Linked DNA regions of Homo sapiens: region 1 is linked to region 2. A link is a loop called in an ENCODE intact Hi-C map of the cell type or tissue named here. Cell type or tissue: Caco-2. All regions are shown on one strand. Each heading gives the region's core, and the rest is flanking DNA. Links, peaks and the distances in the headings are about the cores only.

Evidence for each region. Peaks named below come from ENCODE experiments on the same cell type or tissue, not always from the same donor. Only the 100,000 strongest peaks of a DNase experiment are listed, where the experiment ranks them.
Region 1: a loop joins it to region 2, with 4 times the contacts of the local background. A loop is called at or near these places in 2 of 110 quality-filtered maps.

Annotation. Positions count from the first base shown.
Region 1 is chr5:83,676,622-83,693,284 of GRCh38, reverse strand. The region is part of intron 1 of HAPLN1 (hyaluronan and proteoglycan link protein 1); the gene reads left to right. It also overlaps the pseudogene RN7SKP295. Among named protein-coding and RNA genes, the nearest start is that of HAPLN1, 36 kb to the left of the region's middle. In Caco-2, for the core only: no CTCF peak of the experiment used is centred there; no DNase peak of the experiment used is centred there.
Region 2 is chr5:83,625,925-83,642,587 of GRCh38, reverse strand. HAPLN1 (hyaluronan and proteoglycan link protein 1) reads left to right here. Exons shown (of 5, transcript NM_001884.4): 5 at 803-4,783. The coding sequence ends at 1,092. Among named protein-coding and RNA genes, the nearest start is that of VCAN-AS1, 72 kb to the right of the region's middle. In Caco-2, for the core only: no CTCF peak of the experiment used is centred there; a DNase peak (open chromatin) is centred at 9,517.

The DNA.
Region 1 (16,663 bases), core at 4,404-12,403, 51 kb before region 2:
TTAACTTTTCACAGTCTATTTTCAGGTGATATTTTACTACAGTAGTCCTGCTCATATCTGCAATTTTATTTTCTTTGGCTTCAGTTACCAGCAGTCAATGACAGTCAGAAAAGAGGTGAGTATAGTAAAACAAAATATTTTGAGAGAGAGAGGCCATACTCATATAACTTTTATGACAGTATATTGTTATAATTGCTCCATTTTATTATTGTTAATTTCTTACTGTGCCTAATTTATAAATTAAATTTTATCATAGGTATGTGTGCAGAGGAAAAAACACAACATATGTAAGATTTGGTACTATCCACAGTTTCAAACATCCACTGGGTGTCTTAGAATGTATCCCTTGAAGATAAGGGGGACTACTATACTTCATGTAAAGTATTAATATAAGAACCTTCCAATGACATATTTCTATTACCCTTAGACATGGTCTTTGTACAAATGTTGTTATGCAGTTGTCATGCATTTTGCTTCTAAATATAAAACCCCACCGTACATTCATATCATTTTTACCTTAAGGTTTCAATTATCTTTGAAAAACATTTACATAATGAGAAAAATGTGCTTACTTATAGTTAGTATAGTCAGTGCTCTTCATTCTTTGCATAAATCCAGTTTACCAACTGTTATCATTTTTCTTCTGCATGAAGAAGTTTCTTAAATATTTATTTCTGTGTAGGCTATTGATGAATTATTTTAGCTTTGTATGTCTAACAAAGTCTTTATTTGCCTTTGTCTATGAGACATATTTTTGCAGAGTAAAGAATTCTAGGTGGACAGTTTTCTTTCAGTACTTTAAAGATCTCATTCCACAGTCTTCTTGCTTGCTTTGTCTCAGACAAGAAATCAGCCTTCATCTTTACCTTTATTCCTCTGTGAATAATGGGTCTTTTTCTTCCTTTCTTTCAGATTTTCTCTTTACCACTGGTTTTAAGCAGTTTCATTATTGAGGGTTTTGGTTTAATTTTCTGCATGTTTCTTGTGCTAGAATATTTGCTGAAATTCTTGGGTCTGTAAGTTTGTAATTTTTATCAAATTTGAAAGTTTTCAGTCATTACTTCTTCAAATTTTTTTCTGCCCCTTCTCTCTTTTGGAGACTCCAATTACGTATGTTTTGGCCACTTAAGTTGTCCCACAGTTTAGTGATGCTCTTTTCCTTTTTAGTTTTCAGTCATTTTTCTTCTCCCTGCTTCATTTTGGACAGTTTTGATTATTGCAACATCTTCAACTTCACTCATCTTTTATCCTGAATTGTTTAACCTGCCATTAATCCCATTCAATTTTTTTTTATCTTAGACAATGTCATTTTCATCTCTAAATGTTTTATATAGGCTGGTTGTAAATGTCTTTTTCATGCCTCTATATGTAACATATTCAATAATTCTTCTAGCTTCTTGAACATTTGAAATATAGATATAATAGCATTTTAATGTTCTTATCTACTGTTTCTATCATCCGTATCTACTATCATTTTTATAATTTCTGGGTCTGCCCATTGACTAAGTTTTCTCTTTATTATTATTATTACTATTATTATTGGTATGCCCTGCTTCTTTGTAAGCCCAGTAGCTTTCTGTTGGATTCCGTATGTTTTAAATTTTACCTTGTTTAATTAAGGCTGGATACTACTTATTCCTACAAATATTACTATACGTTGTTCAGAGATATGGTTAAGGTACTTAGAAACAGTTTGATTCTTTCAGGTCACTCTTTTAAATTTTGTTAGGTGGTCCTAGAGCTGTCTTAAGTTTAGTATTACTTTTCCCTCCACTAGCGAGTAAAGATTCATCTTAAGATTTTAAACCTTCTCCAAGAATTATGAGGCTTTTTAGACTGCCTGTTGGAAACAGGTGCTATTCCAGTGCTGGGTGAAGACTAATCCTTTAGGATCATTTTTTCCTTAGACTTGGATAGATTTCTCACACATATGCACTGGTCAGTCCTTAACTGAATATTCTAGGAGAAAACTCTAAACATCCTAAGTTAACTCTGTGTCACTCTCTCCTTTCCTCTCATTTCTATTATTCTGCCTTGCAACCTCTAGGAACCGTCAATTTTCAGAACTCTTGGCTCTCAACGCCTCAGCTCAAGTTTTTGAACAGGCTCTAGGTAGGTTCCTTCTTCCTGTACTGTATGAAAACTTTCTTTCGGCAATAAATTATATGACTCACCTCATTTGTTTTCTAATAATCAGAAGTTACTGTTCTTTGCCTGATGTCCAATATCTTGAGTGTCTGGTTTTTTCTGTATTTTGTCCATTATCTTTTTAGTTGTTTGAGACAGAAGAGTAAATACTGCTCATCTTACTTCATCTTGATCAGAAACAGAAGTCCTAGGTGGTTTTATTTTCATAGTTTTGCTTTTCTTCATTTTTCTAGTTTCTCTAAAATAACACATGCATTCATATAAAACTAATAAAAATATGCGACTTATTTTAATAAAATACTCAGGATAGTATTAAAGGACTAGATTTGGTAATTGATCATAATAATATGCCTGAATATATAATCACCATATAAATAGTTTTCAATGTCTTTAACAATATTGAAATTATGTCAGATATTTTTTTCCCTAAGGAAGAGAAAATCAGGGGTGCGCAAATTCATAAATTAGCAGATAAAAATGGAAAGGCCTTATCTGAAAAGAAAAATATGTGACTCTTTAAATATATAAAACCCATTTAATAAACCATAGCATGTTACAATGAAATCTGTGAAAATAGAATTAACATATCTCCACATATAAATTACCCCAATCTTACTTATTCTAGATTCCAACATATTTCTCAAAGAATTGTTCATAAAACCTTTTAGTTCCCATTTACAGATGTTTCTCCCGTGACCAAACAGCTAATTCTGTGCCACTTCAAATAACATCTTACACTTTCAACAATCTCAGAAATACATCACACTACTAAAAAACCTGTTTCTACATCTGTAACTTTGGCTTTTATGATCGCCTTGGGTGGCTCATTTTTCCTGGAATTTTCAAAGCCCAGATTATAAAACAATCTTTCTGAAAAAGGTATCAGAAATTAACTATTTTTTGCTTTGGTTGTTTGATGGGGGGAAACAGTCTAGGGTATTTTCAGAATTTAACATTGTCCTTTGCATTATATCCAGCACAAACAGATATGACAGAGGAGTACTGATGCCAGGAATGTGTCCCACGTAGCCTTCCTATTTAAGTAAACTGAAGATTGCCTCCTCAATTAGTTGAAACTTCTGGGTGGTCTTCCAGAAAATAGCTCTTTGAAGAAAGCAGTGCACTAATAATACTGTAAATGTAAAATAACATTAGCTCTTTAGCTTTGAAGCTAAGAAAGAATGAATAGCAATGAGATATTTTGTTTGTTCATATAAAATTTCCTATCTCTGACCCTTCAGAAGGAAAAATTCTATATAAATCCAATGAAAAAATTTTAAGTTTATATATTTGGGTTTAGAATTAGCCATTAATTTGGGGCATGTGTGTGTAAACTATCTGATTTGTTTACTTTTATAGGTGCATGCACACACACACAAACTTCTATAGTAAAATCACTGTATAATAAATTTTAAATAACTGGGGGTATGTAGTAAATAAAAAAATCTCTCCCTTTCTGAGAAAATTGGCCATTATTTAGCCTATTCTGCACATTTGATTTCACTGTCAAGTCTAAAATCACCCCATATGTGCCCTTGATATTATCATTCCACTGCAGCCTGCCCCAGGCAAAATAGTGAAGTTATTGAAGTTGGTTTTGTGGGCACTCTAATTCCCTTCCAGAGACTCCTTTTTCCCTTGTATTCTTCTTGTCTGGGGAGTGAAAAAAAAGTTGTAGTTCAGTTATAAGGCCTTTTATTAATGAAAATGTTCATTTATGTAGCTGCCTATATTTCCAGGGAAACATAGGACAAGCCAGTAATATTAGTAATCTTCATTATGCAAATGTTCATAACTCTGATTTTCATTAATACACGAGCTATGTGTATGTAGCAGTTTGGCAAGGAGAACAGTCATTATTTAGGTGCTCAGCATATTCAACTTTGGTCTTAGCTAAATCCACCGATCCCTAACGCTCCTCACCCTACCCTTCCAAATAGGAAGAATAGCCAAAATAATTTTATCATGAAAAATGGAAATTTCCTACAAACAGGAGCCTAATACTTGGGATTGATTGGTCAATGGACTGAGTAAATTTAAATAAGGTAGACTATGCACCTATTGTAGGCTTTGCAAATCCTCCAGGCAAGTTCATTCTAAATGGAATTTTGCCTGTGCAAATACAATGCATGTACTAAGAATTGTACTTAAGCCTCAATACGGAGCATTGAATTTAAGTTCCCAAGGTTCTGCTCAGCCTCATCAAATATGGACCAAATGGGCATTGTTGACAAATGCATATTGACATGGTCTTCAGTTTAGTTTTCTTTGTTTATGGCTTTATTAGAGGAATTTTTAGTAGCTCTTTCTCACTGTACATAGCAGAGGGTGATAGAAGAGTTCGTTTTCTGTCCACCGTTTCCCTGAATGCATCATTTTCTAGAGTTATTGTCTCTTCTCTCTTCAGTCTGTATTAATGTCTTCCATTTAAATAAGCTTTCCTCAAATACTCATTCTCCAAAGTGAAAAAAAAAAAAAAAAAAAAAAAAAAAAAGAATCAAAAGCTGCATTTGGCAAATACTAGCACAGGAAATTTTCCAAAATCGTGAATGCCCACAAAAGAGGTCAACATCCATTTGCTTTTCATGTGCATTTAATTATTGGAAAGAATTTGATTTGGCAATTACGCTAGTGTTTTGAAGCAACTTCATTTTACGACTGAGAATGAGGACTTCTTAAAGTGGGGACTGTGCCAGTCAGCTCATGCCAGATCTATTGTGGGTATTGAAAAGTTTAACATGTGAAGAGAACTAAATAGAGAATGGCAGGAGCTCTGCTGCTACATCGGGATATGTGGAGCCTGGTGCCTCATGAGAGGCAGCCAAAGTGGATGGTGTGTCAGTGATCACTGGGATGACTCCTTGGACAAAATAGTTCTCCCATGCCTAAAATGTACACTATAGAAAATAAACCTTTAAGTCAAAGGCATTAGTGGAGAAGCAAGAGAGTATCAGAAGACTAAAGGCAAAGAAAATGATGGTTTCAATGGGAGAGGATCAGGAAGGAGCTAACACTTGGGTCTGACCAGAAATCCTGAAAGTGTAGATGCATGCATAGCTAGAATGTCCTGGATACCAGAGTGTTCTAAAAAGAGAAAAGACAAAAAGGTTGAGACAAAGGAAGGAATGGGCAGATATGAAAGCAAATTTACCTCATCCCACATGGCCTATTTTGTGTCATAGAAATTCTTGTCTATCCAATGCTTATATCTTAAGAAAACCAAGAGAGTCAAAACAGCCTTTTGATGTTTCAGTACAAGAACAATAACTCAGAATGTTCTATATAAATGCATTTCCAGAATTTAAATATGCTAACACCAAAGAGCAAAAACAATGGGATATTCCATCCTTCTGATACTCTCATTTTCCCCCCAATATGTAAATGAAGGAATAGGATATGTTAAAATGTTACAATTAACAGATATAACTTGCAAAACAGTTATGAAGAAATTTTTTCAGCATATGTGCTGGAGATACAAGGATTAATAATACAATGTGGACATTACTCTCGTCAAGTCAGTTGCATTTTAATTAGCAAAGTTGAGTATCTCATCACATTAGTGTGACACCAAATGCTGAGATTCAGATTTAAAGAGGTCATTCCTTGTTTAGATGCTATAATGGTGAGAGATATTCAGGGACACAGATTCCATTTTATGTACTTGCTCCTAAAACATTGTTGAATGAATGTTTTGAACATGATGCCAGCAAGTAGCTATTTATATTGTTTATGCATATGCCTGAACAGAAATTTATGCTCTTGCTGAGAGGCTTATTTTGAAAAGACCTTCCTAAACTATCACTAGAAAATGCAAATTGTGGTCAAGAGGTTCGTAACTGAAGACTACTGTATTCTCCTCCATGAGAGGAACGGCAGATGTTTCCTTAGGCCATTCACTATATACTGAGAGAAAATTTGCCATTTTTTGCAGTTTTTAAAAATTGATTTTGACTACACCAGCACTGAAATTAAATGAATCATTTTCTTTTCCTGATTTCCTGTGGATTTTGAGGAGAGGTTTGCTTTATAAATACCACTTGCTCTTCCTTATATCAGTTTTGTTTTACATATTTCGTAATTTTTGAGTGCATTTCCTTTTGTTTTATATTCCAAAATACCTGTCACCTTCACTTCCAAACAGCCAGTTCCACCTATTAACTTCTGTTATTGTTGTTTATTTTTAGCAATGGCATTTTTACAGAATAAAAATTCTTTCCTTGAAATTCAGGAATGGAGAAACAACACACCCTTCCAGATGTAGAGGAAATAAACCTTATCCTGCTCTTGAACTCCCTGAAATTTAAGTGACCTTCTTTTGTTTTCTGTCACTTTGCACCCCACCTGCTGTACTGTCTACTCCCACCCATTGGCCCAGCAGTGCAGATTTAGAGAACTTTTCTAAATTCACTTGCTGCCTCCAAAACGGCAGGTGGGCGGCAGGTGCTGGGGGCTATACAGTGAAGGGGATGAGATATGTGTGTGTGTTTGTGTTGAATTTGATGTATTACAATTTTAGTCAGCATTAGCAGAATGAAAAGGTGGCATGGCTGTCTCTGAATTAATTCATCACTAAAACATACTATCTGAAGTTTAGCGACATTGATCCTTCTTACTTTATTGTTGCTATCACTATTGCCAACTAAGATAAGAATGAACATATGTGGATTTCACTAACTTTGTCTCTCAGCCAAACCAAAGGAAGTTTCCATAAGCCTGGCAAGAAAGGACAAGCAGAATTCAGAAAGCCTCACTAGAACTGATTCTATTTGACAGGCTGGTCTTGTTCCCTCTTCTACCTTTTCACCTCTAGCAACAGCTGTTTCGTTGTTTTACCTGTCATAATTTTCTCCTTTTAAGACAGGTAGGTTAATTATGCCAGGAGTGGATCAACGGGCACAATTCTTAGGCAAATTTTAAATTAGCAAGTAGGAAGAAATGAGATCGGTAATTTGACCTCAAGTCTTGACATTTCTTTTTTTTTTTTTTTTTTTTTTGGCTACATTTTATATCTCTAATTGTTGTTTTGGCTCCGTCATTGGTGATAGTACAATTTCAAATAATCTCCAGTGTGCCAGGGTAGAGAAATTTAGCAGGAAATGACGGTGAAAATCAAAAGCACATATGCTTTATGTTCTCCTACAAATGGACTTCGAGAACTTGTGTGGAAATACTTGCAAGAAAGTATAGATAGTCATATGCTCTTGGCCAAAAATGGTCCTTTTCTATCAGAGTACGTTATTCTCTTCAAATAAGCAGCACATATTTGGAAGATTTGCCCTTGACAAGTTCAGATTGAGGCACCGACAAGAGAGAAAAGGTCACACCAATCAACTCCAATAATGGAGTAACTGAGTTCCCTTAGTAACTACTTCAGACAACTCCAGTTACCTCTAGTTCACTCTCATATACAGCTATGTTTAGAACTACAGAAACGCCAATCTCCTTATTCATTCATTGAACACTCACGAAAACTCAAGATTAGAAGGACCAATAAATCCAGGAGTATAAAGACTAATAAAATATGGTCCTTGTCCTCAGGAAGTTTACACTTTTGTAACATTAGCACGGGGTCAAAATGTTTTAGATGCTTCATTAATAGTTTGAGAATCAAATGATTTTTTTACAGTTGTATGAAATGTGATGATTTATTCAATGAGTTGTGTGTGTGTGTGTGATGTCTAATATCTAGAAGTTTGCAGCATATAGTTTTACAGGTTGTGTACTGAACAATATCTAGAAGTCTGCAGCATACGGTTGTGCAGGTTGTATACTGTGCAATTCTGGAGGCTTCCATTTATCCTGCAGTGTGCAGTGCAAAGCCACAGAGGCATACATAGCATCCCTGAGCTTCTACAGTGTGTCAGAGGACATAGTAGTAAACATAGTTTCTACCCTCCTGGAGCTTGCATTCTAGTAGTTACACATGCAGACAATGAGCTGGATTCTGCTATCAAATCCCATGCCATTTTTCCAGTACCATTTTAAAGTATGTGGCTTGACAATCTTTTGATATAACCAATTATGAAAATGTATTAATATTAAATGTAGAAATGATTACACTGATCACTGAATTTATAACAATAGCTATGTTAATCTGCCCTTACTAAAGAATGAGTGAGAATCCAATAGCTAAAGGCTAACCCATTGTATTTTGAAATCTTTATATTTTATCTCTATAAAAAATTGGAAGTCTTTAAAAGTGTGTTCTACATGCATCTTCCCTAGTAAACAGAGTATGCATGTCAGATTGAGAAGATCCCTCTTTGTACTGTGTACTTTGTACACAGTTATATCTTCTTATGAGGTATGTAAAGATAAAGTAAGTAACCTGCAGTGATGTGGCACTGGTTGGAATGCCTGATTGCACTAGGAAAAGTTCTCATTAATTTTATGTTCAAGGCCTTTTTGTCTTGCCCCTGACTCCCTGTCCAATCTCACCTCCAGCCACTCTACTATGATCACCCCACTCTCCAACTACACGAGCTCCATGTAGTCACACAAGCAGGCCAAGCTCCCTCACAGTTCATATGATTAAGCAGCAATATCCTTTCCCCTCTTCTCTATCTCCTGTTTGTCTTTCAGCCCAGCTGAACGATCACCTTTCTGAAACCGTTTCTATATCCTGCCAGCCAGGCTGGGTTAGGTGCCTGCCAAGCCTGCCACTCTGCACAGTTTTAGTGGGCACCATTCCGACTGCATGCTGGAGTGCCCCTCTTCTTTTTCCAATAGTATCCTGAGTATGCCTATATGCACTTGCCACCCTGTTCTTTTATATTGCTTCCCAGCCTATCTTGAGGGTACCTGCTTTGGGATCTGAAGCTGAGCCTTATTTCTACTTGCCTGGTGTAAGGTGGATTCTCAATGGATAATTGTTTGAATGACAGCTTCATTTGGCACAGTACATAATTTAGGTGCCCCTGAGATATGTAAGGCTGGAATTTCTCTCTTTGGATATGCTCAGATTGTTCACTTAGCCTATCTGGTGTTGTTTTTCCCTATTGTAATGCTTATCCTTCAAGTCATTGCTCCCATTCTCAGGGGCCATGCTGCTGGTCTCTTCGCAGATGTTCATTACCACTAAAGAACACTACTCCTTGGCCTCTTTTCAGTTGCTATCTTCCTCCTCCTTCTGCCCCCTCCTCCTCCCCGCAGTCTGCTTCTCCCTCTTTGTTTTGCTCTTGTTCTTTTCTGTTTGCTTCTCAGCAGTAGGGGCCCTGTTTTTTAAACAATTGCCTACTGAGAATGTACACTGTTAGAAGTCCATCTCAGATCTACATTCTATTTCCCATGACATTTATATGGTCAGTATTCTCTCAGTATTTGCAGTACTGTGCTCACTAAGACTTACTTTGAGGTGTGCAGTTATTACTAACCTCTGAGAGTGATGACTGGCAGCTGTGTATGTGAGGTTTTTCTACAATTTTTAGATAGCAGTTCCTTTTTGAAGAAGTGCACAATGTCACCACTTCCCTTGCTTTCCAGGTTCTGTATTTTTAGGATTACACTTCATCATCCAGATCTAAATGTATCTGTGTACCTGCTAAAGTTAACGAGGTATAAGAGATTATTCAAAGGTCACATTATCCTCAGCTGTAGGCACATTATCCTCAACTGTCATTTGCCCAACACTGATGAGAATTCCAGTCTTTTATGTAATTGCTCATGGCACTACCATTGCTTTCTGTGAAAATTATGGAAGAGAGAAGCTTAGTTTTTCGTAGCTGCTCGTTTCCTCTTAACTTTGTTAGTACTCACCCAGGAACTCTGCCACCTCTACACTGCCCTCACTACCATAATACTTCACAAAAACATGATCACATTTGAAATGGAAACAACCTTGGGGAACTTTATACTGGTAACTGTAATGATGGGAATTTGGAGACCAGGTTGAAAGGGAGGATCTGTGAGAGAGACGTGGAGCTGGTAATTTTGTAGTATTTAGAACAATGTAAAACCTGAGACTTTTTATACCCAGCTTCCCTCATTCTTAGGACAATAGTGCCCATATTGTTATGTATTTTACTCATGTATATTTATTTCATTCTGAGTCAATGGAAAGCTTTGATACTTATATAAAAGTTTTAAAATCTTTTGTTCTTCATAAAAGAAAGCTACAAATTATGTAGATATTTTTGAAGTCTACAGCAGTAGTTTCTAGCTAAGATTCCATGCCTATAAAGAAAGTTGATTAAATGATTTTATGTGTTTTCAGGATGAACAAATTCCTGAGCCAAAGAAGTTGTAAATGAGAATTATTTAGTTTTAAAAGCTTAAAAAACACCTTCAAAGATCATTATAATTTAAAAACCTATTAGGATGAATTATTGGGCTATATCCTGCATCACAAAACCAATTTGGAAACTCAATTTAATGAGCTTAGAGGTCAATATTTGCTAAATTAATTGGAAGATATTGTATTTTCCCTTTTTTGAGCTGTGTAGACACAGCCCTTTTGGCTGGAACACACTTTGTTACTTATATACCAATGAACTGAATTCTGATGAGGTCATGTTTTGACGTAGGATGGGGACAAATAGTAAACTTTCGTAAGGATCTTGGAAGATACCTGAAAAGACTCAGCCAACGGAGATGAGGATTGACTGCATGAAGTGCATTGGAGAGAACAGAAGTTTCTGCTGCTAAAAACCATTAATATATTATTTTTATTTTTATTATGACTTAGTATAACTAGGTACCACAGTAAATCGATGATCATAAAACTTTTCATTGTATGTAGTACAAAATCAGAATTGACACATATTTAAAAATCTTCCTATGCCTTCTCAGAGTCTGGTGACTTTTTAAAATATGTGTGAGTTGCCTGATTCTTGTTGTTCATTAACTACTTTAGAATGACACATGGGATGCAGTGGTGAGCTTAGTGTTTTTGCAATATGTAGAAAACTTTTTACATATTTGTGATGGCACCAAAGCTGTCATGTAGATGTTTTGCGGTTGTATTTTTAGATCCAACGTTAATGAAATGTTTAACTGACAGCTGTTGAAATTTTGAACTTTTAAAGAGATTTAAAATTTTAATGAAATGGAATCTTAAAATATTGTTTTGCTGGCTCAATTAAAAACAATTTCAAATGCATTTAGTTGAAACTGACGTAATGATCGATTTCCTACCCATATAAACCCTAGTGCTAGAAATCTTATTTTAAAAACTCTTGTTTCAAATTATAAAACCTGTAACTAGGAGGTTTGTATTCATTTAGTTGTGTGCATATGAGCACAAGAGTCTAAACTCATTTTTATATAACCTACATTTAAAAGCAGTCCTAAAAATTCTAAATTCTAAATTTCCTCCACCACGCCTGACCAATTCTGAATTTCCTAAAAATTCTTAATTTTGTTTGTACATTATAATATGAAGAGGAGAGTTATTCTATATATTTCAAATGATGTATAGCGTGGGCAAATAGGGAGACCTCCTCTCTACAAAAAGTCAAAAAATTATCCTGGTTTGGTGGCAGGTGGCTGTGGTCCCAGCTACTTGGCGAGCCGAGGTGGAAGAATCACTTGAGCCCAGGAGGTTGAGGGTGCAGTGAGACGTGATCTCACCACTGCACTCCAGCCTTTGTGACAGACAGACCTTGTCTCAAAAAAAAAATTCATTAATTAATTAATTAAAATAAAATGATGTAAAAAAGTAATTTTAAATGAGAGTTGTTTTATTTGTTTGTGTCCATTTTTTATTTGTGCTTGATAAGAAACAATGAGATAGCAATCTAAGCTGTTGATAATTCCCAGAACATTCCTTTAGAATGTTTCAGACAAAATTATACATAATTGGTTACAAGGGGCCTTCTGATGGCTTTAAAATGCCTCCGTTTAGGTTCCTTCTATTTAAATTCCAATTCACTAGGGAATAAGTCATGTATACATTTGTAGAGTTCTTAATTTAGTGCCAAATTCCTTGTCAAGATTCAAAATTCATTTACTATTACTGATCATAATAATGAGTCATTCGATTTTATACATTAAGAAAATATTTTAAAGGTCTAATTTTATATTATTTAATACAATGCTTTGTTATTGATGTTACTCAGATTTTTGATCACAGAATCAAGAATGAGTGAATTTATAAAATGTCTTTCCTATATGAGTATGTCTAACAAGCATACCCATTAAAGAGTATTTCTTATAAAGCCAATATATCATGGCAGCATTTAGCATATTAAACCACAAAGAAATTATGAGTTAGCCTGAGAAGTGGCAGTACTGCTTATTTATATTCTGACAGATTTAATTATCTTTTAATAATTGTTCATGAGGTGATTTTATTTTTGATGATCTTTGTGTATAATGATAGAATATAGATGTTTTCTTCTTCAGCCTATGAAGGCTGCATTTTTAATAGCATCACAACATAATATTCATATTGGTTGTCTAGTTTTTAGTGTTCTAGGGTAAAATTATGATTTTAGGGCATAAAAAATAGGATCAGTTTTCCAAAGATAAACACAGGGGAAGATAAGACGTTTATTTCCTTTTAATGTCACCATCATCATCAAAATTTATTGCTTAATATTTATTTATTGACTTCCTCAACTATCTGGTCCGGAAACAGACTATTAATTATGGAACACATGCCCATAAAAACCTATATGAAATCTCATGTAACTGAAAAATTTTTTAGTAGATAGTGAGAATACCTACAGAAACATGCTAAATACTATCTATAGGTATTCCAGACTTTTAGTTACTCAGAGGCAAGAAATATGTGGTCCCTGCATTTATTAGTATATATATGTACTGCTTTCCCCATATACCCTAAATATTTGATTAAAGGCTGTGGACATGAACATTATAAACACAAAATATGACATGTGCTTTTGCTCAGATAGGCCTTTTATATGTGTTTTAGAAAATCAACAAATAAACAAAACTATTGCAGAATCCACTTAAAAAGCTGGTTTTGGAGAAGTCTAACCCCCATCTCAAGCATTACCTAAAGCAGGTTCTAAGGGGCCAGTGAGCAGCCTGAGCAAATGCACTTCGATTAGGTGAAAGGTTGCTGAGTTTGTCTCAAACCCTGTCAATATTGTCTGAGAGAGAGAGCTAGCAAAGAGCAACAGCCAAAAACAGTAAGTAAATTGAATTGCTACTTAAACAAGCATTATTGATATTATCCCTTTAAAAATCCATGAATTTATCTGCTGATGAGGACAGTCCTAAAATGCAACATAAGTAGAAGAGACGATCTGATATCTCCAGTAAGAAAACATTAAATCATAATAATAACAACTAACATGGAGCTTGGACATTTGACGTCAACTCTTTTAATTGACAGATAAAAAATACTTGACCCTAAAGCAGTTGAATCACTTCTTCATGGGTCACACAGCTAAAAAGTGGTAGATAAAGAAATGAAACTAAATTCTACCTTTCCTCCATTGTACCCATTGCCATATTTCCCCATCTATCCAGGATAGCTCCAATTTACATGTTACTGTTTTCCTAGTATAGTTGTAAGTAGTTATCCTGCTTACTCTGTGCCTGGTTCGATGATAAGTAATCCTATGACCACGTCAAATATCATATAATGTAATAAATATGAAATATAGGGAAAAGAGAAAAGAATAAATTATGTAAGAGCGGGTCAGAAAGATTTGGAGGTGATGAATGGATAAACAAAAGCAAGAAAGTAAAACAGAGAAAGGTTAGAAAGAGAATAGAAAAGTTAGGGGAAAAACAGGATAGAAATAGACTGATTTCAAAACATCGAGGAGAAAAAGGAATATAAATTTTTCGTAAATTTAAGAATGCAGGTTCTGAGACATGAGGATCCTAAGTTCAGCCTCCCATGTTTTATACGCATGGTACAAATTCATGATTGAGATTTCTGAGATCTTTAATTAGAAAAGAAGCCACAAGTAAATTGTAGAAACATCTACAGCTAAGTGATACTCCAAAAAGCAGTCATTTTAAATGATTTGCTCTAAATCTAAGCAGTTTGTATGTAAGTGGCTAAGGTATTCTTAGAGATTCCTTTAGCAGTAACTGCAGGCATTGGCAAGCCTAATAAATATTAAACTGAAATATATGTCCTTATATCACTCAAATATGTTGGTATATATTGCTCCCATAAAAAACTGGGAAGTCTATGGCTGACTTGCTCATTTCTGTTTCTGCCACTGGATCTTTTTCTCCACACCCTGCCAAATCTTTGCAAGAAAAACTTGATATTAAACTCCATAACAAATATTGTTCTTAGAGAAGCCATGTTAAGAAATTCTTGGATCTGAGAACTATAGTTCAGTATCCATTTTGTGGTGACATTTTATTTCTTTAAACTTAGAAGCAGTATGCCAAATATTCACCATTTATTATTCATTTGCTACTTTTTTACTGCCCTTCCTCTTATTTTTGAGTGGCCTTTTCTTCCTCTTTATTTCACCTCTCTTACAATCCCCTCATATCTTCTTCCTGTTTTCTAATGCATTTCTACCCACTTTCCACCCATCGATAATTGAGCCCATAAGGGCAGTCGTATTGGCTTCAGAGAAGAGCAGTGGACCCAGAGTGATGCTTTGAGGGACCTGCACTGCCAGTCCTGCTGAAATCATCCAAAGTCCACAGCCAGTGTTAGATATTTCCTAGACCGTCAGTAAAATGACAACTATCGTAACCTTACAGAAAATAAACCACGGCAAATCATCTTTTATAATGACAAAATATATTGTTTAAATTGTTAACCATTTGTGGATGAGAATCTTTCTGATTATATATTTTTCGCCTTAATTCTTATAAATGTAGCAACAATATAAAGAGTTTGTAAAATAAAAGGAAAATACCCATCTGCCTATTATTTTTAGAAAATAACTAATATGTTATATGCATTCATTTCCAGTGTTTTAAAGTAACATTTTTAATTAAAACACACACACACACACACACACACACACACCCAAACTATAGATAAAAAGGAAAATGAGGAAAAGTAGAGAGGAAAAATGAACATAAGCATGGTGTTATTTCCAAGAATTGGGAAGTCTCAGAAGCTCAAACCCACACCCAGAAGAAGAACGCCCAGTAATCTTAAAAACTTAGCCCAGTGGGTCTCAAATTTGAGCATGCATCAGGATCACTGAGGGGGAAGGAGACTGCTAAATACTGATGGCTGGGCCCCATCCCCCAGAGTTTCTGATTCAGTGTATCAGGGGCCCAAGAATTTCCATTCTCTAACAGTTTCCAAGTGCTGCTGCTGCTGGGAAGTGACTCCTGAACTCATTCCAAATAGCAGTTTTATGGGAGGATTTATCTGTCTCTGAGATGGAGATGTCCTTGATTCACTATTTTTCTTACATTTATCCATAACGATCAATCAAGTTTGAGGCAGTCCTTCCCAATTTAATAACAATACCTTAGTGTTTGTGATTTGTATACTTGTTCAAGAATACTTTCAAACCAGGGAGACATTGTCATTATTTCTATTTTGTAGGTGAAGAAATTGAGACCTGTTGTACTGGTTGTGAGACCTGGAATAGAGCTCACTTTTCTTCCTTCTGGTCTATGATTTTTCTCAGTTTGTCAGGTTGCCAAAGGATCAGACCCAGGCTAAGGGAACAATAGGCTGCCCATGTCCAGACTGAAAGCTCACCACAATGAAAAGGTCTTGGCTGGACATCCAGTCCATGGCATCAGAAAAGCTTTTTAGCTGACTTGGTAGCTTGAACTTTCACAGAACTATGCAATATGACAAGGAAAATTCCAGCTTGCATGAAGCATTAAAGGAGGTGCAAGACTGGCTAAGAGAGAGCCGACAGCACTCGTCAGGGGACCCACGACAATGGTAATGGTAGTTGGGAATGCGTCTCTGGGGTAACACTGCCCAGACTACCAGCTCCTTGTTGTACATGCTGGGTACCTCACCACCCTAAGACTCCACTTCTAGAGCTGTAAAATGTGTCTAACAACATACTTACCTCAATTGAGTTGTTCTGAGAAATGGCAGTTCAGGAAATATGTAGTGTTAGCTCTCAAGGCACATGAAGTAGCACACATGCCTTTCACTTGGTTTGATCTCCCCATTACCTAATATGATAATGATAATGTAGTAGACACTTAAGAAATAGCAGTTGACCATCTTGGTATTAGACTGTTGATATTAGTATATCTGCATTTCTATCAAACTATTACTCTTTCACATTGGATAAGGTATATTGCTTCCAAATCATGCTTCAATTATCAACAAAGCAGGACTGTAAAATTACATTCCTATTATCTGTCTTTGACTATGAACATAGACATTTCAGTTTGGATTCATCTTGAAGCTGGCTGATCGAGCATTAAGATTTGTAAGGCTGTGAAAAGAGACCTTCAATGTGTGAATTGCAGGTGAACTGAGAGCACTAATTCAGGAGTTGATAATAGCTGGTTGTGGAAAAGTCTCCCCGATTGTCTAAATTTTAGCTCATATCAAAAACTGCAAATTTTTACCTAACATACCTAGACATTAAGAGGAGGCATGATTACAAAATGCAAACAAGCAGGACTCAGATTTATT
Region 2 (16,663 bases), core at 4,644-12,643:
TATCACTTTCAGTCAGTTGAAGTCATATTTTATACATTTTACACATACTTAATACATATTGAAGGAATCTCAGTAATTAACACTATTCAATAAGTGATCGGGACTAATTTGTCTTCCTAGTGAAATTGAGAAATAGTTAGGTGTCAGGGTTTCAACAAATGGAAGTTGAAAAAAATAAACAAATTTGTCTTCTTTGCTAGTGAACCAACACAGACTAGGTTTACATTCTAAGTACGTATTATCTGTGGCAAGTGACTTCCTGTATTTTACGCATTTTCATACGTAGTCTTTGAATGAGAATAATGTCTAATTGATACCTGTAATGAAAAGGACTTGAGGGCTTTTGATTTTTTTTTAAATGGACTTTTATGTCAGGAATGTGTTTTGATCCTTTCACATTCAAATTTTGCCTCTCCAGAAACTTGTGCTGGGGTTCAGTCTTGTACAGCTAGAATTTAAATAGCCCTTGCTTTTAACATGGAATTCTGTCTTCTCTAGTGCCACAGAAGGGCTCTTTTAGTCACTAATTAGCTAACAGAAACTGCATCTGCCATTTCCCTTTTCTTTTTAAAGCTATAAAAGGGGCATGTCTGGACACATATTAAGGGGCAAGGGAAAAAACTAATTTAATGGAAGTGACGTAGGGACACTATATTTAATTGACATTTCTATGTTCCCAAAATTTTACAAACATTGCTCTATATCCCCCTTCATTGAGAAACACTTCCGTTTTTGGCTCTTTCTATCTCTGTGTGGCTCAATTGAAGACCAGCCCATTGACTCTGTCTCCTTTTCTCTACAGGCCGTTTTTACTATCTGATCCACCCCACCAAACTGACCTATGATGAAGCGGTGCAAGCTTGTCTCAATGATGGTGCTCAGATTGCAAAAGTGGGCCAGATATTTGCTGCCTGGAAAATTCTCGGATATGACCGCTGTGATGCGGGCTGGTTGGCGGATGGCAGCGTCCGCTACCCCATCTCTAGGCCAAGAAGGCGCTGCAGTCCTACTGAGGCTGCAGTGCGCTTCGTGGGTTTCCCAGATAAAAAGCATAAGCTGTATGGTGTCTACTGCTTCAGAGCATACAACTGAATGTGCCCTTAGAGCGCATCAGTTTTAAAGTCATTAAGAACATGTGAAAGGTGTTTTTTTTTTCCAATATGAACTCATGCAAGTTACCAAAACTGTGATAACCCTTTTTTACTTACTGTAAAGAGTCATTTTCATAAAGATCAATTCATTGATTTGTTTTTTGTAAAGCTATCATTCAATATATATTATAAATTAATATAAATTTAAGGGAAGCTCTATGTAAGGAGACTTAGAGCCAAACTGTTTAAGCTGTATCATCCCAACAAAGTATCCTTTCATGAACGGGGCATGCAATAGCTTAAGAATTGCTAGGATTAAATTAAGGAAAGTAAAGCTACTCAGAGCAGCAGGTTCCACAAGCACAAACTTTACACATTTGTACAATTTTGAAATGCACTACAATAAACAAATTAGAGCAACACATTTGAAATACAGGCTTCTTTACATAAACTGAGAGGTTATACAAAACTCAGTTTCACAAGGGAACAATCTATACCTTTCTAAAAGTTAATATTTCAAGTCTCTAATAGGCAGAATATTTTACTCTTTAAAATCCTGCCTTTCTGACCAAAAAAAAAAAAAAAAATTCATATGGATTCCAATCCATAGTAACAAGCACAGTTAAAACTCCTCAATAATCCCATTTATATGAAGCATGACACATAAATAAGCAGATAATATTTAACCAATGAAAAAGACTTCTACCTTCTTATAATTAAAATTACACATGTCTAAGAGGAATTGTTTTATCTTTTGAGTAGCTTTACCGAGTTGTATTTAAATTCTAAGGGCCATTTGCTAAGCAGCATTTAGCATCTACTCAGGGCAGTTATATAGATAAACTGCTGGACAGAAAAATTGTAAAATTTAGCAGCTTGATTTTCTGTTAGCCTATGAAATGTTATTGTCCTATAAAAATAACTTTAAACTGATTTAATATTTCATATTTACATTATATGAAAATCAATTACATTATAAAAGGAATCCCTAATGCAGAAACAAAGATGCAACTTTCAAAATTCTTATTATTCCTATTTGTATATACACGAGAGAACCCAACCAGTGCCTGTGTTTGGGGGGAAAAGTCAACAGTGTAGTTCTAAACCTTATCCCAAACAGAAAATGTGGTTAATGATGTCACTTTCCTTGCTGGTCATCATTAGGCTTAAATTAAATGCTGAAGCTGTCATCAAAGAGTTTACACTAAAATCTTCAGGGCTTTAAATAAAAGGTTAAGTCCAGCTTCCAAACACAATTTTCCACATTAGCAGCTCCAATCTTCTTAAATAAAGCTCTGTTTTCCTATATTTTTATGACTGCTGAGACCCCACAGGGACCAATATTTGTATTCAAATTACATTTCATGGTTTCCCATTGTTTCACAATGAGTTCTAATAAATGGGATTTACTATAATAATCCAAGTATGACATAGCCGGTATGCTTTCATGAATGTTTTTATGTAGATTTTCCTCCCATGAACATGAGTAAATAAATCTGTTTCCTGAATGGATTGTGGTTGCATTTAAAGCTCTGTAATAATTCTAATAAATTTACTCTATAGAGTTCTGTGTGTGGAAGGTATAGAACAATTGGAAGTCCATGAAACCATAACTATAATCATATATTATTCAGACAAAATATTGTAATAAAAGTAGGTCCTTTCTTTCATCAAAAACATATCTGAAAATTTTCAGATGCTTTAATATTAAAAGATGACAATGTTATGTATGCACATTTTTAAGTTAGGTTGGATATGCAAACTGTACAAAACTATAAATCCAAAGAGTTTGTAAAGTTTAAACTCAAACACTGGTGGTATAAATAGAACTTGCACTTCTAAATTAAGGAAGATACCTAAATGGTCTAGGATGAGATGATATATTATTTAAAGAGGGGACTATCTCCCAAATAACAACTTTAACACCTCAAATATGGGGGCTAGCTCATTGAAAGAAGTCCATACTTGAACTATTATTATGTATGTTCCGATAATTTTGTTGAAAATACAAGTGGGAACAAATTTCTATTGAAGCAAACATCTAATTTTCAGTTATGTCCAGAACTCTACTTTATAATGTTAAATGTAGTAGTATTTCTTAACTTTTAAATACTTACTACTATAGGAATTGGTGCTGATCAAAATCTCTGGAGTGACTGTTAGCTGATTAAAATCTATACCACTTACACATCATTTTTCCATTCGTGTAAAAAACAAAAAATCTTAACACAGTGAATACTGCTGAGCAGAATTTTTTCTTCTCATTTTGCTCAAAGGACCAGAATTTCCATGCCCTTTATACTCATACTTGAATGAGTCTTTTTAATGTTCTCATTTTGCTGTTTTTCCACCAAATGTCTATTTTCCTACTTCATTCCCCAAGATGTCTCACTGAGCAGGTCTGAAAAAGAAAGGTTATTCTAATACAATTCCTAACAGAAAGTTGGTACAACACTGGCTAATTCAGAAATCGCTCCTCAGACTTAGATTCCAAGAGTATCAAAGAGATTAGATGGGAGGCTGGGCCAGGAACCCTTGTTTTAATGTATTTGTCCATAATTAACACTGGTGACCATATAAGGAACAAAGTATATCTGCACATTTCACTGAGACATCTACATTGGAAAACCCAAACAAAAAGAAGCAATTCAAATAAAAAGACAACATAAGAACGAAAATAAGTTGGTCACATTAACACTGGAAGCCATCTTTAAGTGAGTGCTGTCATATTGTGTCACAGTAATTTTTAGCCAAATATGGCGTTTGTAAATTTAAACTTTCTCTCATGGAAAGGGGGCTGGTACCTGTCAAAGTGTTATTTTATGCAACAATATAGTCACTTTTTATTTTGGCAATTAGAAGTAGACTCAAAGGAGATTACAATTTGGTTGCTGGCAGCCATTCTGGGTTTCTTGATTTTAGTACTCCAAAGAATATGGTGGTCTCATGGAGTAGCTGACCACTAAGGAGGGGAGGATTAAAAGGGAATCACTTATCAGTTTTTAGCATAGGATGCATTAAGAAATATCAACGGATAACTGACATCGTTTTGTTAAGAAGTTAACTGTATCGTAGCTCACTACTGCCAGAGCGGCAATGGATGTACAACGAAAGAGATGAAAAATACAAAAGTTATTAAGCCACCTGATTAAAAGAAAACCAATATTTAAAGGCATTTAATAGATATCAAGTATAACTTTGAGGAGAAGAATCAATCTGTATTACCAAAAAAAAAATGTTTTGATTTTCTGTAAGATACAATGAACTGGTACATTAAAAGTCAATTTTGTGTTACTGCAGTATCTTTTAATTCTTCTGAGTTGTAGAATCTTAGCTATTTTTCTTTGTGTCAAACTCTGTCAATACATTATTTCCAAGAAAGGCATTTAATTCATTCTTGTTCTGATACATTTGACTTCAAATTGTAAATACGTACAATTTTCATTTCCTAGTACTCTTGCAAAGTCAAAAAAAAAAAAAGAGCATTTATATGGTGTCGCTAAATCAACTATAGTATTATCCCAAAATATATTGACTTTTTTCTCTTTGTATATGACTCAAAGCATAATTAATTTTGCCCACCAGTTCAGCAATCCCAGAAATCTATTGTGTTGTTGATTAGATTAACACATTTTAAATGCTTTATAACTTAATCATGAGTGCTGAATTAAAAAAAGGTTTTTCTTTTCATACTTAAGTTCTTCTCTTTAGCACTTTACACTCCCAATAGCAAGGAATATATTTTGCAATATTTCCACCCCTACTCTGGATTTTCAACATAAAAAATAGTTTCTGGATTTTTCTGATATACAGAAATGAATTCTTGAATGCAAGGATCTATTGCTGGTGCAATGACTTGAACAGAAACACACCTAAATGAGTTTGTCATTGATATTCAAATAAAAATGTACCTTAAAATTTTTCCCATACTTACTTGCAATACATTAATTGCCTTGGAGAAGAAAAAAGTCCAAGGATAATATGAAATTAAATCATTTACTTTTAGTGTTTCAGTTCTTACATAGATGGACGATATCTTCACCTTGCCAGCAATTTTTGTATATTGTGGCCTGGTCATATACAAAACTTGCTTGATACTAATATTGAAGGATCTTACAGAGTTTCATAATGTTAAAATAAAACAAGTAAACTATTAAGATGTGATGTCCTTACTTTCCTACAGAGTGACAGAGCTTAATATTATAATAAGACTATTCTTGTGCAGAATGGACCCTGTCTATGATGGTAGATGTATAAGAGGAGTATAAAAGCCAAGACTATTGGAGAATATGAGGGAGAAAATGAACTAAGAAGAAACTGACACTGGAAGTGTAAGAAGATATTTCCTTTCCTATCTCTACTTCTTGGGCCCTCCATTTAGGATTATTTAGAGGCATGTCTTAAGATGGTTCCGTAGTCTTTGCTTCTCAGTAGGTGGTATATTCAGGAAGATAATAGCTTCATGCCTCAGCTATTAAAAGATGGCTCTTTAATTTAGTTGGTGTCAGACAGCAGCCTGAGCTCCATTTATTCAGGAGAGTACCCCCAGGGAGGAGAGAAAGCTCTGATTTTCTATTACCTGACAATGAAGCTATTGGCTTTAACAACAAATGTAAGATTCTTGGATAGAAATAGACTTCTAAGAATATTGTATCTTTATATTTTTCTTTCAAAGCAAGGGGCCCAATTGCCAGCTTTTCATCTGTTGGAAATATCTGGGATTTTTAAAACATTATTTGAAAAAAATGTTTCTTTGATTTTAATCAATGAAAATTCTGCCTGCCAAAATTCATATATATGCAGAGAGCAAAGAAAGATAAAAAACAAGTGAGTTTGAGACTTTAGAGACTATGAAAGGTCCTTCTTTGAAGATGCTGAGATTCTTGCATGTGAATCTAAAAACAAAACCATTTATTATTGTAATAAATAAACATGTTCATGTGTAATGATTGCCGCAAGCCCAGGGAAAAGATAAATAATGTCCTTCATGGTTCTTCCTGTGCTCAGAGTTCTGCCAAATTGAACATCCTTTCTCTATGGGAAGATGCTTGTTCCTGTGATGAGAGCCAAACTTCAAGTGGCTGAGAAGCAAATTCTGCTATTCTAATAGAATGCCTTTGAAGAGCCAAACTTTCAGTTCAGTGTACATGAACATTCAGTAATCTGTTAAAGCAATTGTAGTCAGCATATTGGAATCACTTCGGAATCTGCAGAAAAATGTGGTCTGAGTCCCTCCCCCACAGATTATAGTCAAGTGTGTAACGTGGACATCAGGATTTTTAACCCCCACGCCCTATTCTAACGTGACTCTAACGTGCAGTCAGGGGTGAGAACCACTGGATTTAACTATTTTAGGGACAAAAAACAAAGCTATTCCACAGATATATAATTAGGTTGATATTTATGACTCACAATTTAAACAATTTAAAAACTCTATAATTGGTTTAAATTTTATTGAACTTAGAATATTCTTCAAGCATAAATATTTAATTGCTTTGATTTGCTTTCTTTTCTAGTGATAGTTCCGATTACATTAGCAAATATGTATCTAATAAATTATGTGCCTACCCTATTATTGTTACTTCTTCAATAAAAACTACTTTAAACCATTTATACTATCAAACCCTTTCCCATCTAAAGTACTGAAATGTAAAGGCTATGACAATAATCATGTAAAATATTTTGGGATAAGAATTTGAACTCCACATTGAAGTCAATGGCTTCTGAGATTTCAATTATATCTCAGAGAAAAAGACTTGAATTCACTGTGAGGTTTCCATTACCAACACTGACCCTCAGACAAAAAACAAAAGCAACACAATGCTAGCTAGGTAGAAGATTGGGTGGGAGTGTGGAATGGAGAGGAAGACAGAGAGAGAGGGTAGAAGGAGGAGAGAGGAGAGAGAATTCTACCCTTGTCCTCAGTAAGGATATATGATTTGATTAAATTAGTTTACCAAATACCAGAGACAACTGTTTACTTCTTAAAACTCTAATACTATATGTTACATAGAAAATCACTATTGTTTTTCAAAAGCATATTTATTTTATGGCATCATGAAGACATGCATTACTTATTACTTAGCAGCAACTTATTCATAATGTTAAAGATATTGGACTGTTTATCATTGGAAGACACAGTTCAATAGAGTGGTTCCAAGCATAGACACTAGCGTGATAGTACCATAGTTCAAATCTAGCCCTGCCACCTACTGTCTCCGGGTAAATCATTTAACATTTCTTGGTCTTGATTTCTCCATCTAAAAGTAGACATATTAATATTAATGATATCATTAATGCTTGCCTGATACCATTATAAAATTTGAATGAGTTAATATATTGTGGTAATAGCTAACACAATACCACATTTGTGCTAAGTATTTTATGTATACCATTTATTTAATCCACTTGATACCCTGTAAGACATATTATTGCCTTAGTTTTCAAAATGAAGAAATTAAGGCCCAATCAGGATAAATGACTTGCCCAAGCTCACATGGCTTCTCTTAATAGCAAAGTGAAGACTTAAGTCAAGCAGAGGTTTCAAGGAATTGCCCTCTTAACCACTGTACCATACTTAACCTCATGGAAAACCATGGAACTGTTCCTGGCACATAATAAGCACCCTATAAATATTAGCTGTTATTATGTTGTAATCTATATATAGATTTACAAGTCAGATCAAAAAACAGTCCTCAGTTTTCTCACCCTAACAAAGAGGATCAAAATACATTATAAGGTTTATTTTCTAATAATTAAATAAGATTATTTAAAGATAGAAAATTCATTATCACTTATCATTACATACTACCTCAAAATATGTTGGGTTTTTTTACTATTTAAATCTTTAATATATAATTACTTAAATTTTTGTTTGCATATGTCCTTGGTCAATAAACCAAATTATAAGTTTCTAAAAGCATAGACTACATAATGTTATTTTAATAATTCTTCAACCTCACTGCAAGGGCGGCTAGCATAGTGCTGTCAATGTAGTTTGAAAATTTGTATTTTCTTATAACTGAATACATATTTATAGAAAAAATATTGAAAAAATCAGATAAGCACAAAAAGAAAATGAAAATTTATTATAATTCATAATCCAAATATTCAAGGGACAAAACGACACAAATTTTGTTTTAAAATATCATATTTACCATTATATATGTGAATAAATCATAGTTTTTAATCAAAATTAGATCATCATACCCAAAGTTTTAGGAATATCACTTATAGTTTTCTTAAAGACATAGTTTCATACATTTCATATTTTCCAGGATTGATTAATTAATTTAGCAAGTGTTTAATTAAACTGACCTGTGGATATGGTATGGCTATTGGAGTCTGCTATAACTCACCCTGATACAGGTGAAATATATGAACAGTAAAATTCAATAATAAACTTCTTTAAATGTTGGATGATCTCACTAGGAGGTATAGCCTAATAACTCCTTCAGCCATGACCTAGATTCCTGAATTCTGTGGCTCTCCTAGAGAGCACAGAGGCACAGGTTAAGGCCCGGCATTGGTGCCGGGAGACTAGGGCCTACCTTCTTCCTACTCTAGTTTTAGAGTACACAAAGAAAAGACACGTAGCTAAAGACGCAGAGGCTTCGGACAAGCACACTTCTATGCGGAAGAAATAAAGTCCTATTTTGTATCTTTTCCACTGGGAAGACTAATTCTAAAGAAAAGGGTAATAAGCAAGTATCTTACCAAATTAAAAAGGATAAATATTAATTAAAGAGGTGCACTAAAAATATAATAACAGTTGTCACCAAAATATAGAAAACTGATGAAGTATGACAAATTCACTGAGAGCTGACTTCATTCTAAGGGTCAGAGAAGAAATTTCAGACATCAGGGTTTTGATGTTTTGGCAGGAGAGCACTGTTCAGGATGTGCTCTGGAAACTTGAAAACTCTTGGGCAGGTAAGCAGCCGAACAGTGCCTAGAGACTGCAGCCTAATGCTGTAGAAAGTCCTTGGAGAAAAGCTATCTCTATGACAGCTGGTTTACGGAAATGCCTACATCATATTAATGTAAAGGCAGAAAGGTGTAATAGCTTTCCTTATCCATCATAAGGATCATGGCTGACACTCCTATAACAAAAGGCAATTTAACAAGGGAATAGCATAATACATTTATTTCATCAAAATTTTATGTGACATGGGAGCTTCCAGAAATAAAGATCCAAAGACCCAAGGGAAACTTATCATATGCTTAGGTTTGATAAAAAACGGATAACTGTATAGAAATGTGATTGGACAGAGGGTATGATCTAATGGTAACAGATCGAGGCTGGAAACCCTCAAGGCCTGTCTGTGCAGATTCTTCTGGCTGTGAAGCTTTCCTTCCTCCTGGGTATGGGGCAGGACCCCGCTGGAATGAGATTGTTGAGGGAGAAGGCACAGAGTGACCTTTTGAGGTTTTATGGTTTGCTTTAGGGAAGAGGAAGACGAATTCCAATTTCTATTACTCACTTCAAGTGAGAAAGAGGGACAGGAGACAGGAGGGCAGGAGGTCAGAGAGAGACTTTGCTTCTGAGGCTGTTTCTGAGGCCTTCTAATCTCCTTTAGTTCAAAGTACTTAGCATACCAAAGAATCATACTTTGGCTTATCATTTTCTGTAATATTAGCTAAAGCATTACTTCACAAGACAGTTTTGACATGTAGTATAAATAAATTCCCTCCCATTTTGTTTGGAATAACGCAAAGATAAATAGAACACTGGAAATATAATTAAAGCTTATTCCTTTAAATATTTAAAGAGAGGTAAATATTTAATGGTGCTTTACATACAGAAGCCTTAAAGAAGTCCAGAATTTATAAATATACACTATTGATTTGAGGCTCTGAAGGACTCCATTCTAATGCAAATAATCAAAATAGCAGTTTTAAAATATGTGTTGTCCCATGGAATACTATGAAGCATAAAAAAGGATGAGTTCATGTCCTTTGCAGGGACTTGGATGACGCTGGAAACCATCATTCTCAGCAAACTAACACAAGAAAAGAAAACCAAACACCCTATGTTCTCACTCATATGTGGGAGTTGAACAATGAGAACACATGGACACAGGGAGGGGAACATCACACACTGGGGCCTGTTGCGGGGTGGGTGGCTAGGGGAGGGACAGCATTAGGAGAAATACCTAATGTAGATGATGGGTTGATGGGTGCAGTAAACCACCATGACACGTGTATACCTATGTAACAAACCTGCACGTTCTGCACATGTATCCCAGAACTTAAAGTATAATAAATAAGTAAATAAATAGATAAATAAATAAAATACGCATTGTCTGTATGATCTCTACTATGCACAATCAATTAATATGCCTGAAGGCCGGGCACGGTGGCTCACACCTGTAATTCTAGCACTTCGGGAGGCCGAGGTGGGCAGGTTGCCTGAGCTCAGGAGTTCAAGACAAGCCTAGGCAACATGGCAAAACCCCATCTCTACTAAAAATACAAAATATTAGCTGGGTATGGTGGTGTGCACCTATAATCCCAGCTACTCAGGAGGCTGAGGCATGAGAAACGCTTGAACCCAGGAGGTGGAGGCTGCAGTGAGCCGATATTGCGCCACTGCACTCCAGCCTGGGTGATAGAGTGAGAATCTGTCTCAAAATAATAATAATAATAATGATAATGATAATAATAATAATATGCCTGGAAGGAAATTCATTCAATATATCCATCAAATATATTTCCCTCCTACTTCTAAAGTGTCCATTACAAAGATGTATTCTACAACAATTATTTAACAAATAAATGTACTGCAATACTAGAACATTCTCATTGCAGCCTAACAATTTTTTAAAAACTTGGGGGGAAATATTCCAGATTTGACTCTATAATTTCTTCCCTACCATATCCCATATAACTAACTTTCTTTCTTTCTTTCTTTCTTTCTTTCTTTCTTTCTTTCTTTCTTTCTTTCTTTCTTTCTTTCTTTCTTTCTTTCTTTCTTTCTTTCTTTCTTTCTTTCTCTCTTTCTTTTTTTTTTTTTTTTGAGTCTCCCTCTTTCGCCCAGGCGGGACGGCAGTGGCGCTCTCTCGGCTCACTGCAAGCTCCGCCTCCCGGGTTCACACCATTCTCCTGCCTCAGGCTCCCGAGTAGCTGGGACTACAGGCGCCCGCCACCGCGCCCAGTTAATTTTTTGTATTTTTAGTAGAGACGGGTTTCACTATGTTAGCCAGGATGGTCTCGATCTCCTGACCTCGTGATCCGCCCTCCTCGGCCTCCCAAAGTGCTGGGATTGCAGGCGTGAGCCACCGCGCCCGGCCTTTCCCTACCATATCATTTTCTATTCCAGTTCTACCACTGTAAAAGCCAGCCTAGATATCACTTGATTAGGACCTGAATCATCAACACTTTCTCAAAGGAGAGCCGTGGACATTTTGGACAAAATGATTCTTTACCATCTGAGACTGCCTTAGCTTTCAAGACACTTTAACATCCCTCACTCCTCCAGTAGCTCATTGCCAGTGATAACCGAATTCCAATCATTGTGACAACTCAAAACATAGGACACACATTTCCCTACATCCCCAAGATACAAAATAGCACTTTTCTGGAGAACTGCCTGAGTTTTTTTATTATAAAGTGAATGATGAAATAGAAGGGGACTAAAGAAGCTATGATGCACCCCAGTGGAGCTTTATTACATCCGCTATGAGGTGGCCACAACCAAGCTCCGGCCTTAATGTCACCAGAGCCAGATGGGCATACTCCTTCCTAAACCAACCACCCACTGTGGGCTCCATCAAGGTTGAGCTTCTCCAGGAAGTGCCTAGGTATTTTAGCTAACCCTAATTTCTTATTTATTAGCAGTTCTTTTACCAGTGCCAGAGATTCGGAGAGAAACTAGCTCATCTCAGCATTTACCTCATTGGTTAATATTATTTGCTGATTAAACTCATTAGTGTGTGTAAGTGCTTCTAAGAGTGCTTGGCACATAGTAAGTGTCTGATAATGCTATTTTCATCAGCAATCATGAATTATTATCATCATCATCATCTTCTTCATCATTATCACCTTCATTACTTGTGATTACCTTTGCAATCACAGTACATCAGATAGCAATTTTGTACACAGTATATCACATAGCGATTTTGCCCAAGCCTGGAAGCTTATAATAAGTATATCATGCTCCGCACAAAGCAAGGTATTTCTTCTTCAATAAGGTGACCAGCTTAAATAGTTCCTGCTCGACAGTCAAAATTTGAGGCACGGTAAAAGTTCACAAACATTCATTGAGTTGCAGAACAAAATATAATGTAAATTTCAAGTTACACATACTCCTTTGGAAATTTTCTGTATTGGCTAGATTAAAGTTTTTTAATATACAAGACCAGTAACATTTGAACTGAAAATATTTTCTTCCTAGCTTAGCAAATCCTCTTGTAGCAAGTGAAGCTTTTTTTCATTAAGATCCTCCCTCTAGGATTCAAAATTAGAGTCAATATCTCAAAATTATTCACTGTCAATTACATACTTGAAAAGTTTGAATTATCTTTAAATGCTAATCCTATAACACAGCATGTGGCCTGTGTTGGTATAGTCTGCAGTTCCTTAGTGAAGGTAAATGCAGTTTAGGTAATTAATGAGGTGGGGGAAGGTTCTTACCAATGGTTTTAACAAGATCTAAAATTGGTGTTTGCCAGACATCCTACTATAAACTGAAGGTGAGCTGTGTTCTGGCATAGGACTTGGTGACTTGCATTTTGATACATGACATCTCTGACATAGAAATGTTACTGGAAAGGGATCCTTATCCAGACCCCAAAAGAAGGTTTTTGGATCTCTCACAAGAAAGAATTCAAGATGAATCCATAAAGTAAAGTGAAAGCGAGTAAAGGAATAAAAGAATGGCTACTCCATAGGCATGGCAGAGCAGCACTGAGGGCTGCTGGTTGCCCATTTTTATGGTTATTTCTTGATTATATGCTAAACAAGGGATGAATTATTCATGCCTCCCCTTTTTAGACCATTTAGGGTAACTTCCTGATGTTGCCATGGCATTTGTGTGTTGTCATGGCGCCGGTGGGAGTCTAGCCCTGAGGACCACCAGAGATCAGTCTCTTTGCCATCTTGGTTCTGGTAGGTTTTGGCCAGCTTCTTTGTTCCAACCTGTTTTATCAGCAAGGATACAAGTCTTTATGGCCTGTATCTTGTGCCTCCCTCCTATCTCATCCTGCGACTAGGAATGCCTAACCATCTGGGAATGCAGCCCAGTAGGTCTTGGCCTTATTTTCTCCAGCTCCTATTCAAGATGGAGTTGTTCTTGTTCAAATGCCTCTGAAAGAAACATCACAAGTTTCTTGAGATGAAATATTGTACATAGTTCTCTATTTCCTTCATAGTTCCAGCAACATGTGCTCTCATTTACACTACTCACTGTAGACTTTCCATCAAGTTGCAGCTTGATAGCTGAAGAGGTGTGTCTGATGTAATTGTGAAAATAATTCCACAAGCAAAAATTAGGTTTGTTATTTGTCATCTCCAGACTAATCATAAAACACCTCAAGTTTCCTTTATAGGAGTTTCCTTTGCATGAGGAAATTAACTACTGTTTCCCTGCAAACTGGCAAATGAGAAAGATTACACACAATGCAATTCTTGTTTTTGATTTTGTTTTTGCTTCTTTCTGGCTAACCTTGGAGCAGAAGACTCTTTGGATAAATTTATAATACATTTTAGAGGTGGGAGAGTTTTAATTCAATTATTAACAAATATTTGCATCCTTTTAGTTATCTCTGAAGAAAAAATATCACAGAGCATAAGGCTCAAAATAAATCTATTAATTGGTCCTTTGTAAGTGTCTGTGCATAGTTTGGGTTACCACATTTTATGTCCCAGTTTAAAAGTCATTCAAGTTCAAATTCTTTTTGGTTGCAAATATGTTCAGGATTCCTGGGGAGTTTGTGACTGAACCAGATGGCCGGCAAATATGCAGACTTCCACCTAATCTAATATTTTTATCTTAAGATAATTGAGCTTCTCCTCTTCACGTAGCCTTCAATAGAAAGCAAATTGTGTAAGGAGAAAATATTATTGATGCTTATTCAGGTTTTATTGGGTGATTTAATATGAGTTAGCCTTAGCAAATATGGAAAGAAATTGGGATCATAAGATAAATTTCCAAGAACACAACTCAACTTGTCCCTAGCATTCTAAATAAATGGTTAAGTGGAAATGAGTGTAACCTGTTTTAGTGGAACCTGTGAAGGCCCACAGATTTTAAAACACACCAATACTTCAGACCAGCTTTGACTGAAATATTTCCTAATGGGTCTAGTTAAGTGATGTTATATATTTTGGCAGTTCTCAAATTATTTTCTGCCAACTCACAAAGAACAAACAATACAGCAATTCACATTGTGGTAGAATATTATTTTGAATTATTAGTTTGTGTCTTTTCTACCAAATACCGATTTTGTTCATTCACCTCTTAAGGGCTTCCTCCCCCAAGTTTTTACGGGCAGATACAAGTCACCCATGCAGAGCCTATGAAGGAAAGCTAAGATATTCAATTCTTCAACAGCCTTCCAGTCTAACAGGAGGTACATAGATTCAGATGCATGCTTGCAGAGGGAATTTACTGCTCTCCAGGACTAGAAAAATGATGCACTGAGTGAGAGGAGAGAGAACAGGGGGCTGCCGTGTGAACAGAACTCTGGATCCCCATCAGTGTTAGGGAGTGGTTTGTGTGCTGAAGCAGCACAGATTTGATGCCCTGTCAGGAGCACCAACTGCCAGCATTCAGCCCCCTGCCTACTCATCAACCATCTACCATGGTTTGTACCAAAAGACTCTGCCCAGCCCCTTAACCGACATATCCCGAACAGTGGAGAACTTGTATTCCTTGCAGGAGAGGAGGAAAGCCCCTTCTGAATTGTGAGGGAGCACACAGCCCCTGTTTTACTCTCTTTCTCAGTATACATATGTAGTTAAAAACAAACAACAAAATACACCAATAAGGGAGGCTCAAAATGTAATGAATACAGTTATTGGCTGCAAATGATGTCCACCCTGGCACTTATGGACTATAGCATAAATTTGGTTTTGTTTTTCTGTACAAGTTCTATGAAATCCAGTTCAATTCATTAAGCACTTTTTGAGTTTCTCCTATATGCCAAATGCTAAGGACACTGCTACAGCTGTGATACAGGGAGAAAACCACTGCCACAAATTGCAGCTGGCTCTTAATATTCATGAAAATTAGTGGCTAGAAACTGTAGCAGTGCATAAAAATCTCAATGTGTCCAAATGGTCCTTGCCAACAGAAAGTCAAAGAATCAGAAAAATAACTTTCTCCATACTTTCATCTTTTGAATCTTTTCAGTGGAACTGAAATTATATAGCAAAACACCATGGCAAGGAAGACTTGGAAATGCACCTGTAAAAAAAAATATTTCTAGTTTTCAATATACAGGAAGGCAACACAGGTGATTAAAATCAATATTGACTGCCAAACCACCATAGCCAAAGCAAGCCTTCCTTTTGACTACTCAACATAGATGTACACCCTTCTATGTATACTCAAGATGTATATTTGCATACCTGTTTAGAAAAACAACAACAAATAGCATCAACAACATGCTCCCACCAATATTATGCAAACAAATATGCACTCATTATGCTGTGGCTTCTTTCTGTTTCCCTATCTCTTACTGGTCAAAATTCACCATTTGAGGCATTAACTCCCCCACACTTCCAAGTTGTACTACTTAGCGCCTCTGGGCAGTCACTGGGGAGCCAGATATCATGCTCCAAAGCAGGTTGCTTCAATTTAGTTTGAATATGGCGGGAAAAGTAGGCTTCCCCTTTGCCCTCATTCAAGGAAGGGTGGAAAGCATGCAGGAGTTGAGATGAGACAATGGTAGTGATGACGAGACGGGAGCATTCCATTGAGCAAACAAGTGGGACGGGTGGGGCCAAGAAAATCTGAGGAAGTACATAAACTGGATACAACCCAATTATCTATTCCAGTGAGGATGAGTTGCTTCCCCCTCCATAATGGAACCAGGTTGCTGGTTGGTTCTAACAGCTTATAGTTTCTTATTAGCGGCTCAGTATTTCTCTCCACTGTTGACAGACTTAAATTCACAGTGATGATAGCCAGGCCAGGATTGGTGAAAGCCCAGGTTGTTGAACCCAGCATAATCTCCACTCTTGCCACCATGATGTCTTTGTTGATAAGTCATTGATCAGGCACCAGAATAGTAGGGGGAGGAAGCTAAATAATCTGAATAGAATGGGCTATCCTATCCACCTGGTTATTAAGAGCCTCCTTTGCAGTGAGTTTACTTTTGTGACATTCCCATGAACCACTTGTGAGAGGTTTATTCATATACTGATTTCCAAGATTCAGGGGCTATCTGGCCTCTGACTATCTTGACCTATTCATAGCCACAACCCATAAAGCAGTGTATGTTCATATGTGTGCTTATATTATCTTCCAGCAAAAAGGAAAACCAGAAAGATACATAGATGAACATTTGCCCACTGAAAGGATTTCGTTTCCCTTCTCTGCTTGGGAGCCACTCTTGAATAGGACTATA